2 separate regions of the Homo sapiens genome follow, and region 1 is linked to region 2. Evidence: chromatin loops called from intact Hi-C (ENCODE). Cell type or tissue: K562. All regions are shown on one strand. Links, peaks and the distances in the headings refer to the core of each region. The heading gives the core; the rest is flanking DNA.

Region 1 (2,910 bases), core at 100-2,599, 270 kb before region 2:
CAGCGGCTCAGCCTAGGCCACCGGGTCCAGGCCTCTAGGCAATAGGCCCGGCGCCCCCTCCAAGCACCGTTTCCCGCCGACCCCGCAGTCATCACTGTGAGCTCGAGAGTATGGGCAGCCTGTGGTGCCCTGAGGCGCCGGGCGCTCGGCGCATCCGCCGTGCCCACAGCGCTGAGGACCAACTAGGGCTGCCCTCGGCCAGGGGCACTGTGCCCGTTTGAGTGGCACTCGGACCTGGCGAGGGGTGGAAGCCCAGGTAGAGCTCGCGTCTTTAAGAGCCACCCGACAGAACTGCGCGCTACATCTGCGCCAGCTGGGCTGGGTGGGAACAGCGCAGAAATACTCCCGTGCCGGGGCGTACAGGGCAGGTAGGCCCAGCAGAGAGTCTTCTCGGAAAGTTTCCCACAAAAGAAGGGCCGGGCAGGCCGAGCGGCAGGAAAAGCCGGTGCTCAGCGGCGAGGCCCGAGAGGTCTGGCATCCGGCGGCCTCCCAGCTTTGCTCGGGTCTCCCGCCGCCTCTCTCCAGAGCCGCCCGTAGCTCCGTGGGGCGGAGGGCGCAATGCCCCGCTCTGGTTCCAGCCTTTTTCCTCCCCTTGTCTCCTCTTTCATTCATAAACCTGGTGGCTACAGACGCAGCTTGAATATTGACGTCTCTCCCCCAACTGCTCTGCCGTTAACCCAATTACAGAATTCATCAAGAACTGTGTTGAATTATCTCTTTCCATACAGTATCAGCATTAGCCTAATTAAAAGCTATAATGTCTGATATAATGATTAAATCGTTAGCTCTGCTGTAGGGAAGCAATATTTTGTTTTCCCTTCAATTAGAAGCTGATTGAGGTTTTCAGAGCAGGTCAGCTGTGAAATTTGAATTATATGTGTGAGTACTGCTCACAGGGTGAGCCCCTACTCCAAAGCTCCCAGAGCTTCTCCAAATGCTTTCACCCAGAGAGCTCGGAGGCACACAGCACGCGCGCGTGCGCGCGCGCGCACACACACATACACACACACAGTTGTTTGTTCTTCGATTGTGAATGTGCGGCTCTCCACACGAACCGCCCGAAAGAAAGCCTGGGTCGCTTTTGAGGAGAAGGAGTTTCTTGACCCTTCCCCGCAAACGCTACTGGAACGGCCTCCAAACTAGGACGCCTAGTCAGGCAAAGGAGAGAGCGGTGCGCCGGCACGCAGACAGCTCTGCTGCTATCCCTGATGGCCAGGGCTCTCTTTCCGTTCTCCTTCCACACACCCCCTTTCCCTGGGCTGTTATTATTTTTTTTTCCTCCTTCAAAACCAAACCAAACCACCACCAACAAAAACTTCTGTGCTACTCTGGCTTCTCTGGTTTTGTTTGGGAACAGTGGAACCAAGTTAGCCCGGGCCAGGGCGCAGATGATGGACTCAGAGCGCCCAGGGACCCTAGAGAGAGGAGCACTCCTCAAGAGCCCCCTGGCCATCACCCGAGCGCCCTGGAGCGCCATCACCCGAACGCGCGCTCCAGGCCCTCGAACAAGGCCTCTGGCTGCCAGAGCGAGTGAGGGGCGCAGAGGCGGCAGAGAGCGGAGAGCCCCGGTGTCTCCGCGAGGGCGGCGGCGGCCAGCAGACGGCGATCGAGGCGCGCGCCACGGCACGGCCAGCGCAGACACGCCGCGGGGTCTCGGGCCGGAGCCGTGCAGCCGGGCCCGCTGCCTCTTTGCCCCTCATGGCTCCGCGCGGGAGGAAACCGGGCCTTCTCCGCCCGCCCTCCTCTCGCTGCGGTGTCCCCAGCACCCCCGCCCCGCCCCCGCGCGGTCCCCACCGTCGCGCTCCCCTCCCTCCTCGCCCTCGCTCCGCGCCTCCTGTTGGCAGAGATGGCCTCGAAGGCCTCTTCCAATTTGAATGGCTCTTTCTTCTTCTCTCTCCCGCGCTTTCTTTTCCGCCTTCTCCTCCTCTCCTTCTGACTACTCTTGTCTCTTTCAAAAGCTCCGCCTGGAAACTAGCGGCTTCCTCTTCATCTGCCTCCTTTAACTGTGGCCTCGGCCCTCTGGGGCGACACCAGAGCGCGGAAGCCTGAGCCCCTCGGAGATCCGGGGAGGCACCTACACATGGCCTCAATCCTCCAACCGGCCCCAGAAGCCGTAGGAGCTGAACCCAGGAGGGCAACCGGTTGTGGTGCGGCCACATGTCCCTGGAGAGTGTCAGCAAGACGGGTCGACTTCACCAGGACCACGAAAGACAGGGCAGAGTTTCTGTCTTCTTTCACTGTCCCGTAGAACTCCTAGCTTGTCCATCGTGCTCCTTGCTTGGGACTCGGGACTGACACTGGGCCAGAAAATCCACCTCTAGATGCCTCAAAGCTCGCTTTCATGCTGGGGGGCGGGCGGGAGCGGGGAAGGGGGACAAAAGCTAAAAGTGCTAATTATTCCATACAGACAGTTTAAGCTAATGGTGTTACAGTCCAGCACTCAATTTACTTGAAAGTTGAGGTTTCTTGCATAATGGCTTAACCTATCACATACATACAGGCATATATGTGTGCGTGTAACTTCTAGGGATGGCTTGGTTCTGGATTGGCTTTGAAGATTATGACCACAGGTTACATACAACAATAGAAAGTGTCTTTATCCACATTTCTAAGTTGATCTTCGCTTTGGCATTTTGAGCAAAGAGGCACAATGAAGTTTCTGAGCTGCCAAAAAAGCAAGTTTGGTCAATCAACAGTGACAGTAACCCTGTGCCTGGGGGTCTAGACTTCCTATTACATTACTTGGGAATAGGGAAGTCAGTGTTCAAATCTCCAGGAGTCCAGCCTTTGGGAAAGTACTGGGTTTGAAGGAGGTAACTGCCAACTTGGCTGGAGGTAGAAGGGAGAAGGAGGTGCTTTTCAAACTGGTTTTGGACTGTCTTCTCTCTTCTTAAAGAGTCACTGAGGAAA
Region 2 (2,910 bases), core at 301-2,800:
ACTGCTCTTTCTATATATGTGTAAGTCAACTGCAGAACAGCCTCAGACAGGTCCTTCAGGAGGTGTCCAGAAGAAGGCATTGTCATAGATGACGGCTCCGTGTGTGTCACTGCCCCTGAAGACCTTCCAGTGGGACAACATGTGGGGGCGGAAGACAGTGATGTCGACGGTCCTGACCCCAGGACCCGGCCGAGGCTAATGTGTGTGTTTGTATTTTTGTTTTTAACAAAAAAAAAATTTTTTAAGTAAAAAATTAAAAATAGAAGAAAAGCATATAGAATAAAGATACAAAGAAAATATTTTTGTACAGCTGTACAATGTGTGTTTTAAGCTGAGTGTTATTATAAGAGTCAAAAAATTAAAAGTTTATAAAAGTAAAAAAAGTCATAGTAAGCTAAGGTTAACGTATGATTTAAAGAAGAAAACTATTTTTGGTCAGTGTAGTGCACCGAAGGGTACAGCGTTTGTGAGTCACCCGTAGAGCGCAGTCATGTCCGAGGCCTTCACAGCCAGTCCCCACCCACTCCCTGACTCACCCAGAGCAACTTCCAGTCCCGCAGCTCCATTCGTGGGAGGTGCCCTGTGTAGGTGTGCCCGTTTTTATCTTTTGTACTGTATTTTCACTGTATTTTTTCTATGTTTAGATATATTTAGACACATAAGGGCTTACCATTGTGTTGGAGTTGCCTACAGTGTTCAGTAGAGTCACACACTGTGCAGGTTTGTAGCCTAGGAGTCAGAGGCTGCACCATAGAGCTGAGGTGTGCAGCAGGTGCTACCATCTAGGTTTGAGTCAGCACGCTCTACATCAGGGGTGTTCAATCTCTTGGCTTCCTTGGGCCACATTGCAAGAATTGTCTTGGGTCACATGTAAAATTCACCAACACTAATGATAGCTGATGAGCTAAAAAAAAAAAATCTCATACTGTTTTAAGAAAGTTTACGAATTTGTGTTGGGCCACATTCAAAGCCATCCTGGGCCACATGCGGCCCATGGGCCATGGGTTGGACAAGCTTGCTCCAGATGTCCACACAGTGATGAAATTGCCTAACAACACATTTCTCAGAAATCGCCCCGCGGTTAAGCAACGCATGGCTATATCTTTGGATTCCCATGTCATAACTAACCTTAAATAAACTGCCTAATTGGTGTATCATCAAAGAAGATCCACATGTAACTGAAAAGGCCATTAAAAGACTCCTCTTACCAACTGTGTATCTGAGAGAATGGAATTATCTTCATCCACTTCCACCAGAAAGAGATGTGAGAATCCACTGACTCCTGCTAAGCCAGGCATGAAAGAGATTGGCAAAGGCACACACACCAAGACCACTCTTCTCATTAAATTTTTTGTATTTGGAAAATATCACTTTTAATAAAAATATGCTAGGTTTACACAAAATGTATTTAATATTTTAAATTTCTCAGTTTTCGTAGTTATTATTGTAAGCACATTAAGAGCGCAAAGTTGCCCAGAGACTAGGCCACTTGAGAACAGCAGCTCCACCCTCCCACATCCGTGCTGTGAAGCCACCCCACGCCAGAGGCAGGCCAGGATTCGGGCACGCGTTGGAGAATTACTTCCCCTGGAAGCTGGAGAGCCTTTGGAATGAGATCCAGAAAAGCTGCCACCATCAAGATCACCGCCTCCTCTGTGTGCCTCTTTCAACCCAGCACCGAAACACCACCATCCTGTGGGCCCAGAAGCTTTGGCCTGGCTCTCAGAAGGATGCTCAAGCAGCTCCTTGGTGAGAACCATGGCAGGGAACGGCACCGGGGCCTCCAATGTGGTGCAGGTGAGCTGCACACAGCTGAAGGAGATAAATGATGTTTTGCACATCGGCCACAAAACCAGATTAAGGAACTTCTGGTTCCAGACAACATGAAGTAGGTCCATTTCTCTCTATTCCCCTCACTAAGAACAGCTAGAACTGTATGTATTATACATCAAACACTCAAGAAAAAGCTGTGAAAATTCGAGAAGGCAGACGGACTAGAGACAGCAGGACCTGAGGAAACATGTAGCATTTTCTTTATCCTCACTGAGGCCTGGAGAGTCCAGCCACGCAGAAACACTAACAGACACAGACCCAACAAAAGGCCAAAGAAAAGCCAGTTCTCTCTCTAGGTCAAAGGAATGGAGCAACTTAGCAGGAAGGAAAATTTTTCAACAACAATGGCCTCCTCCAGCCAAGCACCAGAGGAGAGGTTGTGGCCCCGCCCACACTCCTGATGGGTGGATCAGCAGAGACCTGATGGAGAGTCTGACCTCCACCCCCTGCACTCAGAAGGCACCTCCCAACACCCCAGGTGTCAGGGCACCTGTGGAGGAACCCAGACTTCTATGGCTAATTGACAGTAATGAGGCAACAGCCTCCTCTCCTGATGGTGTGCTGTCAGAGGAGACCTGCTGAAGCAGAAGGTGAACATAAGAACGTGGTGTGATACTGAAGATGTTGAGATACAATTAAAAATCATCATCTGGTGATTCCTCAAAGACCCAGAGCCAGAAATACCGTTTGACCCAGCAATCTCATTACTGGGTATATACTCAAAGGAATATAAATCAGTCTATTATAAAGACATATGCATGTGTATGTTCATTGCAGCACTATTCACAATAGCAAAGACATGGAATCAATCCAAGTGCCCATCAATGATAGACTAGACAAAGAAAATGTGGTACATACACACCATGGAATACTGCACAGCCATAAAAAGGATGGGTTCATGTCCTTTGCAGGAACATGGATGAAGCTGGAAGCCATTATCTTCAGCAAACTAACACAGGAACAGAAAACCAAACACCACATATTCTCACTTACAAGTGGGAGCTGAACAATGAGAGCACATGGACAGAGAGAGAGGAACAACACACACCAGGGCCTGTGGTGGGGGCAGAGGGAGGG

The links. Hi-C counts contacts between places; a loop is a spot of excess contacts. Peaks named below come from ENCODE experiments on the same cell type or tissue, not always from the same donor. Only the 100,000 strongest peaks of a DNase experiment are listed, where the experiment ranks them.
Region 1: it touches region 2 in a loop (8-fold over the local background); 1 of 110 quality-filtered maps calls a loop at or near these places.

The regions. Positions count from the first base shown.
Region 1 is chr13:112,061,355-112,064,264 of GRCh38, forward strand. All of the region lies in intron 1 of SOX1-OT (SOX1 overlapping transcript), which reads left to right. Among named protein-coding and RNA genes, the nearest start is that of SOX1, 4.3 kb to the right of the region's middle. In K562, for the core only: a CTCF peak has its summit at 1,589 (motif pointing right); no DNase peak of the experiment used is centred there; H3K27me3 peaks cover 1,504 bases.
Region 2 is chr13:112,333,797-112,336,706 of GRCh38, forward strand. No RefSeq gene overlaps it. Among named protein-coding and RNA genes, the nearest start is that of LINC01044, 4.0 kb to the left of the region's middle. In K562, for the core only: a CTCF peak has its summit at 1,555; a DNase peak (open chromatin) is centred at 505.